Regions from separate parts of the Homo sapiens genome. Here region 2 is linked to region 1. A link is a contact called in ENCODE Hi-C data. All regions are on one chromosome and are shown on one strand. Each heading gives the region's core, a stretch centred on a gene start or an enhancer-like site at or near the end of the contact. The rest is flanking DNA. Distances are from core to core; before and after follow the strand shown. Region 1 overlaps CHRNA1 (cholinergic receptor nicotinic alpha 1 subunit). Region 2 holds the start of IFT70B (intraflagellar transport 70B).

Region 1 (5,756 bases), core at 2,283-4,782:
ATTTCTACTGCTTCCTCTCTCTCCAAATCAAATGCCTTATCTCTTTAGGACTGGTAGATGGGGTTTTCTTAGTAGGTACAAAACTGACTCTTAAGCAAAGAATACACTTCATTTAGAACATCAGCAACTCCCTAGTGGTCTCGTGGTTAGACAAAATAAGTAAATATATAAATATAACAGCAATGACAATGCAACAGAAAACCTCGGTTATCCTGGCAAAAACTCTTCCAGACACTGGAAATGAACACTTTTTTTAGTGATTAGTTTCATTTACTAAAGAGGGTTCACTCTTCAGGGAGACAGCAGAACTAAAGGGAGAAGCAATATGAAAACACTTCAAGGCCATAAACTTACATAAAGGTAAATCTTATCATCAATAATAAGTATGGAATATAACACGTTTGATAAGTGCGAGTGGAGCAAGTAGACAAATCTTCCTCTCCTGCCCTTCTCTGCTCTGGTAGGTTCCAGGGCAGAGCTAAGCTCAGCTCATTTTCTGCTCATCCTTGCTGATTTAATTCAATGAGTCGACCTGCAAACACGGCTAGGGTTCCGATGATGCAAACAAGCATGAAGACTCCGAGGAGTATGTGGTCCATCACCATTGCAACGTACTTCCACTCTGCCGCCGCCTGGGAGAGAGGAAAATGTTAGACAGAGTCTCCCTAAGGTGGTTTCTGGACTCACAACGTTTGTGCTTTGCATCAACTATGGGCCCTTCAATTTGTAGATCTCAAAGTCCTCCCATCCCTTGGCTGGCATCGTCTTTATTTTTTGAATAGATTATTTACAAAGTGATAACTTACTAAGGTGGTCTAGAGGCGGTCACCAGGGTTCATCTTAGGTCAGTAGCTGCCTGTTGTATGCCACCTACTTGTTAAGTCAGACTCACCACCTGTGCTCATACATTTGACCATTTAAACCCAGAGGCATGAATTTCAAGCCACGAAGCTTACATTGTTAGACTCCTGGTCTGACTTCATGGTCTCTGCGATGTACTTGATGCCCTCGATGGCACTTTTCACCTCGGGGTGTTTGATCAGGGGAGAGTGGAAGCCCATGGGTGGAGGCCCTGGCTTTCCAGAAATGTCAGAGATATCAATGTCTTCTGTAAAAATCTTTTTGTCTTGCTTTTCTCTGGATGGTCTTTTCATTGTGGAGAAAAACATGATATTTGGGATAGTGTCGATAAAAACCTAACATAAAAAAGAAATCCATGCATGAGAATTATTGTCCAGGAGGCAAGCATAAAACTCTGTCTTTGAATTATCAATGTGATTTGGGGTAAGTCATTCAGTTTTTCTGGGCTTCAGCCTCCTTGTCCTTAAAACAAAAGAACTATACTAGATTTTTTCAAAGATCCCTCTGTATCCCGGGTCCTGTGAAATGACTATGGTTAACAGTGATGATTCTGTAATGTGAGAAGTTCGCCACTGGAGGGAGCCCATGTGCAGTCATCGACCTGGGGCCACCAATGAGCTTAAAAGCGTCAGGATCCCCTACAGGTATGGAAAATGCCTTAGCAATGTGTCACCAGGATCAAATGGTTAAAGAAGGGGCCCCTCCACTTCAAATATATCCCACAAAACAGCTAGATTGTTTTCTTCTGTTTCCTGTTCCTGAAGAAACTGCAGTACAGGTATTGCCAGCAGTCATCTATCAGCCTTTACAGAAACAGGGACTCTTACTCTCCTCTTAAAAGAGTACATTGTGAGCAGTAGCTTCTTTTGTCAATTCCTGACAAATATTTTACATTCTGGACAAAAGATCCTGGACTTCAGTGTCTCTGTAAAGTTTTGTCAAAGAAAGACATATTTGAAATGTTAAATTTTTAAATTCAATAACGTAACTATTTCAGACCTAGTCCTTCACTAAAACTCACTTTTTGACCCTCTCTCATCAGGAACCCTCCCATCTCTAGCCCTCATTCTATTCATTCTATTCTCAACAGATGATTTCACCAGCAAAAAATAAGCCAGTCTGTTCACAGATTGGAAAACATACAAAAGAAATCGCGAGAATTTCACGGCATTTCAATAAAAAGCAGCCGTTTGTTCATCTTCTCTGATCAAAGAGATTCTTTAAACTTGAATTTGGAATGAGCTTTGTTAATTCTGTTTTTCTTTTCTCTCTGGGAAGGCTACAGGAGTTATTTATTCCTAAAAAGAGGCCAAAGAAAGTTCCTTCCAAAAATTCCCTAAAGCCCAAAGAGAACTTAGTTCCTAAATAGCCCCAAGTATTAGCTAGAAACCCACTGGCTCCTCGAAGGGGAGGCCTGTAGATGTGCCTCCGTGTGAAGTCTGCAGGGGCCTCCCCACTCACCTTCCGCACCCAGTTGGGCATGACATGGGTGCTGGGTGAGCGGTGGTGTGTGTTGATGACGATGACAGTGATGATGATGGAGGCAATGACGAACACCATGGTGAACAGCATGTATTTTCCAATCAAGGGCACAGCACTGGACGTGGAGGGGATCAGCTCCACGATGACCAGAAGGAACACAGTCAAAGACAGTAAGACAGAGATGCTCAGAGTCATCTTCTCCCCTGAAAAGACCAAAAAAAAAAAAAAAAATCCCACAACTACCCATCTGGGTTGGGCTGCAGTGTTCCTCCCACCCCACCATTTATATGTGGAAGTCCTGAGTCCTGGGACCTAAGAATGTGACTGTATTTGAAGACAGGGACTTTAAGGAGGTAATTAAATGAAAACGAGGTGATATGGGGTAGTGAGTAATCAAGTATGACTAGTGTCCTTATAAGGAGAGGAATTAGGACACAGATGCATAGACGGAAGGCCATGGGACACAGGAAGAAGATGGCCATTACAAACCGAGAGAGGCCTCACAAGAAACCAACTCTACTGGCACCTTGATCTTGGAATTCCAGTCTCCAGAACTGTGAGAAATTACATTTCTGTTATCTAAGCCTCACAGCCTATGGTGTTTTGTGTGGCAGCCCAAGCAAACTAATTCACCACTGAAACCCAAGGGTAAGAGGAATGTGACTGACATGTTCTCAAAGCATTATTCTGGGAAATCTCAAAGCATTTTTTTCTGCAGAATTTCCTATGTAACCACCATACCTTAACTTTTCTGACAGCAGCCAGTGGCAAGCATTTCCATTAGAGGCTGCCAAGCAGAAAACGGAACAATATTTCATCTCATGCTCCAGATTTCTGATTCTTGGTGGAACCCAGGGAACTGAAAGGAGTTCTGGGTGGACAAGCTGGACTCGGTGTGGCATTTCCCTTCTGCAGCAGGATGCATTAAACCTCATAAAACGGAACCACCCCTGGCCTATTTCTTACCCAGCAGATGAATGGGCAGCCCAGAAGTACACATATCTTTCTGTTATTGAGGGAGCAAGCTGTAAGACCAAAACCCAAGAAAAGGACAAAATCCGGAAGGCTAAGGAGTTCTCCTTGACGTCCTGAGTGATCTTCTGATACAGTGGTTTCACACCACTCGCTGTCTCATTTTCATATAAGAGGAAGTTTGTCTTCTCACTTATTTCTTGTTTTGTTTTTTTTGCATACTAAGGGAGCAGGGATTTCCCCAGCCCCCACCTCTTTTCTGCAGGCCCTTTGATCTCAGGAGAGTTTTGGCTGGGCAAACTTGGCAGCAGGAAGGTCAGGGGCCGAATGGCACTGAGGTAGTTTTGTGAGGCTTGACCACCTTAGGTGCAGCAGAGAAGCTCTGGGAGGGACTTTCCCTGGGCTGGCCTTGCTGTTGGTGCTGCTGGAAACCCTTGTGTTACCCTGCTTTCAATGATGAAGCTGTCCCCTACTGGCTGCTTCCGGATGCTAGAATATATATAGAATATGTATGTATGTATACGATAAAGAGTGGAAACAAACAAGAAATTGTCAATTCTACCTGGTGGGTAGGAAAACCTTTCAAAGTGAAAAAGAATACAATTACAAATACAAAATATTTGTCCACTTATATAAAATTTGTTGATTAATAATAATGATAATAATAATAGCCAACATTTATCAAGCATAATTTTTGTGCTAAGTGCTTTTCTTTTTTCTTTCTTTCTTTTCTTTCTTTTTTTCTTCTTTTTTTTTTTGTGAGGGAGTCTCACTCTGTTGCCCAGGCTGGAGTTCAGTGGTGCCATCTCAGCTCACTGCAACCTCCGCCTCCAGGGTTCAAGCGATTCTCCTGCCTCAGCCTCCCAAGTAATTGGGATTACAGGCACGTGCCACCACACCTGGCTAATTTTTTGTATTTTTAATAGAGATGGGGTTTCACCATGTTGGCCAGGCTGGTCTCAAACTCCTGACCTCAAGTGATCCATCCGCCTTGGCCTCCGAAAGTGCTGGGATTACAGGTGTGAGCCACTGCATCTGGCCCCTAAGCACTTTTCAAGCACAAATCATTTAACGTTTATAGAGACTCTTGTTAGTTCCCATAATGCCCCGACAGTGTTTTTATTTTAAAAAGTTTCATTTGAGGGCCTGGTGCGGTGGATCATGCCTGTAATCCTAACACCCCGGGAGGCCAAGGCAGGGGGATCACTTGAGGCCAGGAGTCTGAGACTAGCCTGGGCAACATAGCAAGACTCCATCTCTATTTATTTATTTTTTTAATGTAAAAAAGTTTCATTTGATTAGAAAGTTGAAAGAATTGTGTTTGTGATTATTTGTTTAAAAACAAGTGCAGGGCAGGCACAGTGGCTCACACCTGTAATCCCAGCACTTTGGGAGGCCGAGGTAGGCAGATCTTTGAGCCCAGGAGTTCGAGACTGGCCTCGGCAACATGGTGCAACCCCGTTTCTACAAAAAATACAAAAATTAGCCGAGTGTGGTGGCACATGCCTGTAGTCCCAGCTACTCAGGAGGCTGAGGTGAAAGGGTCACTTGAGCTCAGGAGGTTGAGGCTGCAGTGAGCCGTGATCATGCCACTGTACTGCAGCCTGGGCAACAGAGTGAGACCCGGTCTCAAAACAAAAACAAAAATGAAACCCCAAATGCAGTCACTGGAACATGCACTCTGAGGGGTGAGGCACTTTCTGTCTTATTCTCTGCGGTCTATCTACCACATCATATTTGTTCAACAAATATTCACTGAATGAGTAAATGAATAATCTTTTTTCCTAGTTGGCAAGTTGGATTTAAGATTTTGTGGTTTTTTTTTTTTTAAAGTCATTTTGATAAAAATTGCTACCTGTCATAAGCTTGAGGTCTGTCTGTAGCATCTTTCTTTTTTTCAAACTTGTCTGCCATAAGTTGTTTATGAATAGTGACTTGCTGGCAGGCAGATGGGTACCCTTTCCTCCTTTCTGGTGGATTGTTATTGTTTGATAAAATTATGTCACAGATAGGATTACTCAGTAGGAGGTAAGTAAGTTGTCTAGGCTGATATGTGAGAAAGAACAGCCACTTGGGAAGTAGGGTCTTGTGTGTGAAGATGCCACCATCTGGAAAAAAAGATATGCAAAATCTATTTTCAAGTGGTGAGCAGTGGGTAAAGGGGCAAGACCAGGATTAGTCAGTACATAGAAAGTGACTTCATCGTGGAAGTGGCATGAGAAGTGTCTGGGATCACATGCCTTACCCAGTACACTTCTGGGCACACAGTTGGTATTCAGCAAATAGGTATTGGTGGTTAATGTACTTTAACCAGCCTAAGCTACACTGTGCATCTCTAGGGTCATGTTCAACTCCCTGCCGCTCGGGGTGTCTGCCCCAGCTGTGAGCTCCACTCACAGTGACTCTCACCACTGCGCACGCCCACTCAGCAAATGCACCCT
Region 2 (5,756 bases), core at 1,961-4,460, 2.8 Mb after region 1:
AGGTCAAGTTAGGATTGACAGTTACTTTTTGTGGGAAGAGAGGAGTGAGGAGTGGGAAATCAAATAGTAAGGCTCTTGTAAGGTTCAGAAAATAAAATGCCTGATCAGAATGCATGTGGTTCCCAGTGGGAACTCCAAATAACTCTTGGGAGTTGCGGACATGAAATGAACATTACAACTTAGAATTGACCTTTTTGGTCAGACCTGGTGGCTGAGATTTTTCCTTATTCAAGAGGCTACAACATGGAAACACTGTACAGCCAGCATATCCTAAATTGCAAACACAAAGGTAGGAATTAAGAACTGAGAACTGGACCCAGTGATTTGTGCCAGTAGTCCCAGCTACTTGGGAAGCTGAAGTGGGAGTATGCTTAAGCCTAGGAGCTGGATACTAGCCTGGGCAACAAACATAACAAAACCTGTGTCTCTTAAACAAACCCCTGAGTTCTCAGGATAGCTCTGTTATTTCTCACAGAGATATTTAAAAAGTTATCATGGAAAATAGTAACAGTGTATCTTGTTCATATATTTAAATTATTAAAGGGAACAAAAGAAAACCAGGGAAATTTGTTCTTTGATAATCGTTCATTGTCTCTACATTATAGCACCATAATTTTGTTAAGGCAACAAAATTTTTTACTGACTTTTGCACGTTAAAACCACTTATAACCTAAGGAATTTTGGTTAGGTAAAGAATTATATCCATATGAATAAACACTGCCAAAATATCCTAAAGTCTATATAAAAAGTATGCATTACAAATTAATGAGTGTAAATTGTGAGACTACTCTCACACAATCCCTGAAATGATTATTTAAAGACTACTCTTAACTATTACTGAGATAGTGCTTGGTCCCTGAATGATGTAATCCTTGTGCAAAGACCCCTCAAGATACGTCAAAGCACAAAAGATAACAGAGGAAAGGAAACAAACGTATTACAACTTCTGATATAAACATTCCTCATAAGTTTGGAATTTTTCATAACTCCTGGGGTAAAAGTTCTTAGAATATGTCACTTTCTGGGAAATTTAACAGCAAAAGTTTTAGCTACTTTTTTTTTTATAATGCATAAGTGTACAAAGTTCAACATGTAACAAATATAAAGATGCCAAAGGGTAAATAAAGCGATGCAAATTTACATAACAAAGCCATTTGATAAATGCCACTATCAGCTATTACTATATATTCCATCCTATAATCTCATAAATCAAAGCTTTTAACTGCCTAGACTCATATGTGACTGTATTCTTTCCAACATGCATTCTTTCTTCTTCCAGGGGTTGTTCAATAACAGCAGGTATGTTTCTGCCATGAAGTTCACAGTGTTCTAGAAACTGGACACATTCTTGAATAACACTATCACGAAGCATGATTGTGTGTTTTGACATGTTTTCTAACAAGGACAGGAAGCATCTTTTGGCATAATACCAGGTGTCTGTTCCCAGCTTTTTGTTGTAAGGTTCCAAGCTTTTGATAACTCGAGAAATACCAAAGTCATAATTTCCTTTGGCACAATAAAGAGTTCCTATCACCAAATTCACAATGCAGAGATGGTACATTTTCTTATCTGGGTCATCATAAGAGAGCTGCTCTTCCTCCTTTTCAATCTTCCTCATCAACTCCTCTGCTTCTTCATTTTGACTTGTCATAATATAGGAAACACAGAGATTAGCCAGTACAATAGCACTGACATTCAGGATGTTATCATAATGCTTCTTGACTATGGGTTCATAGAAACCAATGGCTTCTTTGTATTTGTTTTCCTGCATGAACAGAACATGAGCCACATTCAACTTCCACACATCATGGTCGTTACAGAATTCCACAGATTTGCGGAAGATCTTTTCCACCATTGGATAATTTTCAAGATTCCAGTAGATTTTTGCCTGAGCCATCAACACAGGAATGTATTTCTCCATGGTTTCATCATATTCATTCACTGCCTTTTTGATAGCTTCATCATCTCTATTGTGTCTTGCTTCCTGTACTTGTATGGTAAGTTTCCGGAGGACCTCAGTCAGCATCCCTGCTAGCCCATCAAGCTTAATGAAAGCCTCTTCAGGAGCTGTCTGGCAAGTGATCACAGCGTCCAAGAAGTCATAGAGATAGGGTGTGAGGAACTTATAAATCAAATGGGCATTTTCTGCCAGGACATCTGCTGCCAGGTCAAAATACTCATATTTACAGTAGAGCAGCAACAGGTTGCCAAAAGTCTCTGGAGGAAAGGGATTCTGTTGGAGCAAAAACTGTAGCTTTTCAAACCCTTCTGTAGGCCTGGCATCCATGTTCATTAGTGCCTGGTTGTGTAGGGTCACAGGGTCCAACTCTTCCTCTGCCCTGGGTGGCATGTCAGTGAGGGCTTCTTGAGCTGCCTCATAGTTTCTCAGTTGGTATTCTATAGCTGCCTTAAGGTTGAAGGCTTCCACCAGAGCAGTCTGATGGAGGACTAAGGTGTTGCCAACACTGCGAACATCAATGCCCTCAGTGGTCATGCCCACACCTAGCTCAGGGTGCTGGCGGATGCCACGCTCAATAATCTCAGCGATATGCTTCAGTGCTGAAGCATACTGTCGGCTGCTGTAATAGGCCAAAGCCAGGTTGTAGGAAAGGTCAGGCTGGTAGCCCGAGGCCTGCAGGGCGGCAAAAAACTTGGAGCATGCAGCTTCATACTGTCCCTCCTTGTAGAGCAAACAACCCAGGTTGATCTGGCCATCGGTCTCATTCTCGCCCCCACTTTCCTCTCCCCCTTCCCTACTCGGCAGCTGCTCTACCAGGCTCCTGGACCCTGGCAGATCGCCCTCGCTGTACTTGATAGCAGCTTGCAGGCGGAGGACCCGGCTGTGGTAGGCGGGGTTATCCAGGAGAAGGAAGGCGACCCGGGTGGCCTCCGCATAAAGGCAGGCCTTGTACAGGGCCTGGGCCTGGTACAGGCGGTACTGCTCCAGTTCCGGGTGCAGCTGGCCCAGCTGCTCATAGCACTCGGCCGCCAGCGCGAACTCCTGCAGGCGGTAGTAGCAGTAGCCTAGCAGCGACAGGCCGGCGCGGCTCCTAGGGCTCCGCTGCAGTTCTCCGCCCAGCAGCTGCACCGCCTCGGCGTAGCGTGCATTGCGGATGAGGCGGTACACGACCGCGGTGAACTCCCCGTCGGGGATCTGCGCGCCGCTCAGGCCAGCCATAACCACCACGGCTGTTATGGGTGCGGTTACTATGGCAACAGAGCAACCGGAAGCGGAAGACTGCCGGTTTCCTTGTCGCAAGAAATCTGTTAGGAACAAAAAGGGACCACTCTCGTCAGTCTCTCAATTTCAGCTTGATCTTCAAATACTCTGGACTGCGGAGTGGCGGCATTCAGGAGGGGAAAGACTACTCCGGGCCGTTCAGAGACTGAATCTACTCGTCCCGGCATGCACCGTTCCAGTGGTTCCGCGGCGCGGGTCGTAGCCGCGCTGCATGCTGGGAGACGTAGTCCCGGCTGTACCTACCGAACCGGCGGCCCGTGGGGGTGCAGGGTAACTCTCCTTCCCTGCCTCTTAAAGATGAGGGGCGCTCACTGTGTCTGTTATGGCACCGTGGTCTCTGGCGCGGCGGAGGAAGGTTTCCGGCCCCATGTTCCTGGCGATTTTGAGCCTGGTACACGGTGTGGTCGATAATAATGCTGGCTTTTGGTTTAGTTTCAGTAAAAGAACCGGGATGGCAAAAGGCGAGTTATCTCTTGGAATTACCCTGGAATTAGAGCACGTTCTTTTTTGCACTACCCCGAGGGCACAGTTTGTAAGAACGGAATAGAGCGGCGAGCAGGAATCCTTAATTTGGTGGTTTCCAGAGGTTAATGAGGAAAAAGGACTGTGAATCTTGATTGGTACTGGGAGAGTTTCGGTTTTAGGTCCAAGTATCTCCCGCTCTTTTTTCCCGTAACAACAAATATTACTGAGTATATATTGGCGTTTACCCTTGGCCATCCCCATTGCGCTGGAGTTCCAACTTTCACTACTAGGTAGAAACGTTGGAGAAATGCATGACTTCAGTTTTTTCCAAGAGGGGAAAATCCAAGACATTAAAATGTGCTCCTTTCCCTATGCATTTTTACTCTTCTCTCTTAACTACTAAATTAGTCAGCCAGTGATGTGTGGGTGTGTGAGAGACACACATGCTCAGTTTGTACTTTTCAGCCTTCTAGGGATTTTGGATATTGAACTGATAAATATGGATTTTCTTCTGTTAAAATAAGAAAAGATTGCCTACACTTTAATTTTTTTTCCAGATTCTTAGTTTGAAGATTTCTATGCAGGTTTGCTAGACTGTACAAGATATCATTCTGGGTTTTCTTTCATTCTTTGTTATATATTTGGAATAGATGCTGTAGATTCCATGTTATTATCCTGGGGCTATTTTTGTATAATTTTTTTTCAGTTTATTAGTGGCCATGATGGGGCTGTGAAAAACTAGGGGCTTAATTATTCCATAAAATTATATTTAATCACCAATTTAAAAAATACCCCTAGATAAACTGACCTGGAGACCATAGACTTTAAGGGAGAATAAATACAATTTTTCAATCAAGAATTAGGGACATAGACAAGATAGCAAAATATGAATTTGGCTTATCCCAGTGAGGTACTTGTAAATAGTGTAGTTTTCAAGGTAACAATAATAGTTGTAATTCATTAACATCTATCATATGGTGGCCTGGGACAGAGCATTGTCTTTTGTAGTCTTCCATGATGTCCATTGGCCTCACTACCACCCATGATAAACAGTCCAAGTCAGAGCATGTCTTTGCTATATAATTAAATACTTCAATGCAGGTACCTTACTGCCTCTTCAACAGTATTGCTGTTCATAAATCTTTTCTACATATAAATTTTGGAGCCAACACCAACCATATTGCATCACATTCTATTAGACCACCTATATATATTATTTCTAATCATAATAACCACCCTGTATTCTGCATATTACTGATGAAGAACATGTGAATCAGAAAGATTAGGCAACTTGCCTGAGATGACACAGCTAGATAAGAAGCAGCTGAATCATGAAATTCCAAAGCTAAGTTCAGTAGGTAATAGTCACTGATGAATTAACTCTATCTATCATGTATGGGCCCAGTTATAGGGGAATATTAGTGTCTTGCTTTTTTTATATTGTTATTTTCCTGTTAAAGCAACCAGCCACCTTGGGTTGGCCAGTGGAAATTTGAACTTCTTGGCCTAAGTCGTAACTGTGAGCAAGTATTAGAAAGTGATTAGTTGGGAATGGTCACCTGTTATACCTAAAAAGGAACTTCAGTAGGCATCTGAATGCTATACCATAAAGCAGCTGACTTCACGTACTCCTGTATTCTTCTCTCTTGCTGAGAAGTTTGCCACAGTTCTGTCCTTCTAGATGAGAACAGACAAGAAACCTCCTACTGCATCAATACCAAGAAAGGGACAAAGTGCACTCATTTTAGAGAGGTTGAGTGTAGCTCTGGACCATGCAAGAACACCAGGGAAAGCAGTTGAGGAAGGCTTCTGTAACCCTATTTCAAGGCTTCTTTCTCCCCAATCTCAGCTACAGCCTTATCCAGTTTTCAATCCAGAAGTGTTTGTAGATTGAAAGATGCTGGCTAGTGCTGCTCAATATTCAAGGAGTAGGGGGTGTTCTGCTTACTGCCTGCCTGATTGACACTTGTCCCTTGGAAACAATATGCAAAAGGCTTAATTTAAAAATTCTGGCTCATGCCTGTAATCCCAGAGCTTTGGGAGGCCAAGG

What was found. Hi-C counts contacts between places; a loop is a spot of excess contacts on that map. Pooled maps may share reads with other maps.
Region 2: a loop to region 1 is called in a pooled map, with 5 times the contacts of the local background. The contact joins the promoter of IFT70B here to the enhancer-like site in region 1. A Hi-C loop is called at or near these places in 2 of 37 single-sample maps with no recorded cell type and 3 of 50 pooled maps.

The regions. Positions count from the first base shown.
Region 1 is chr2:174,747,624-174,753,379 of GRCh38, forward strand. It overlaps CHRNA1 (cholinergic receptor nicotinic alpha 1 subunit), which reads right to left. Exons shown (of 9, transcript NM_000079.4): 7 at 2,323-2,546; 8 at 957-1,196; 9 at 1-632. The coding sequence ends at 501. Among named protein-coding and RNA genes, the nearest start is that of CHRNA1, 14 kb to the right of the region's middle. RefSeq lists an enhancer at 3,495-3,674 and a silencer at 5,022-5,091. Within about 2 kb of position 3,533, at least 3 of the 41 ENCODE cell types and tissues checked have a DNase peak (open chromatin) inside an H3K27ac peak, as active enhancers do.
Region 2 is chr2:177,549,586-177,555,341 of GRCh38, forward strand. IFT70B (intraflagellar transport 70B) reads right to left here and starts at 3,211. Exons shown (of 1, transcript NM_152517.3): 1 at 1-3,211. The coding sequence starts at 3,178. The coding sequence ends at 1,181. RefSeq lists enhancers at 2,211-3,015, 3,016-3,819, 3,188-3,477.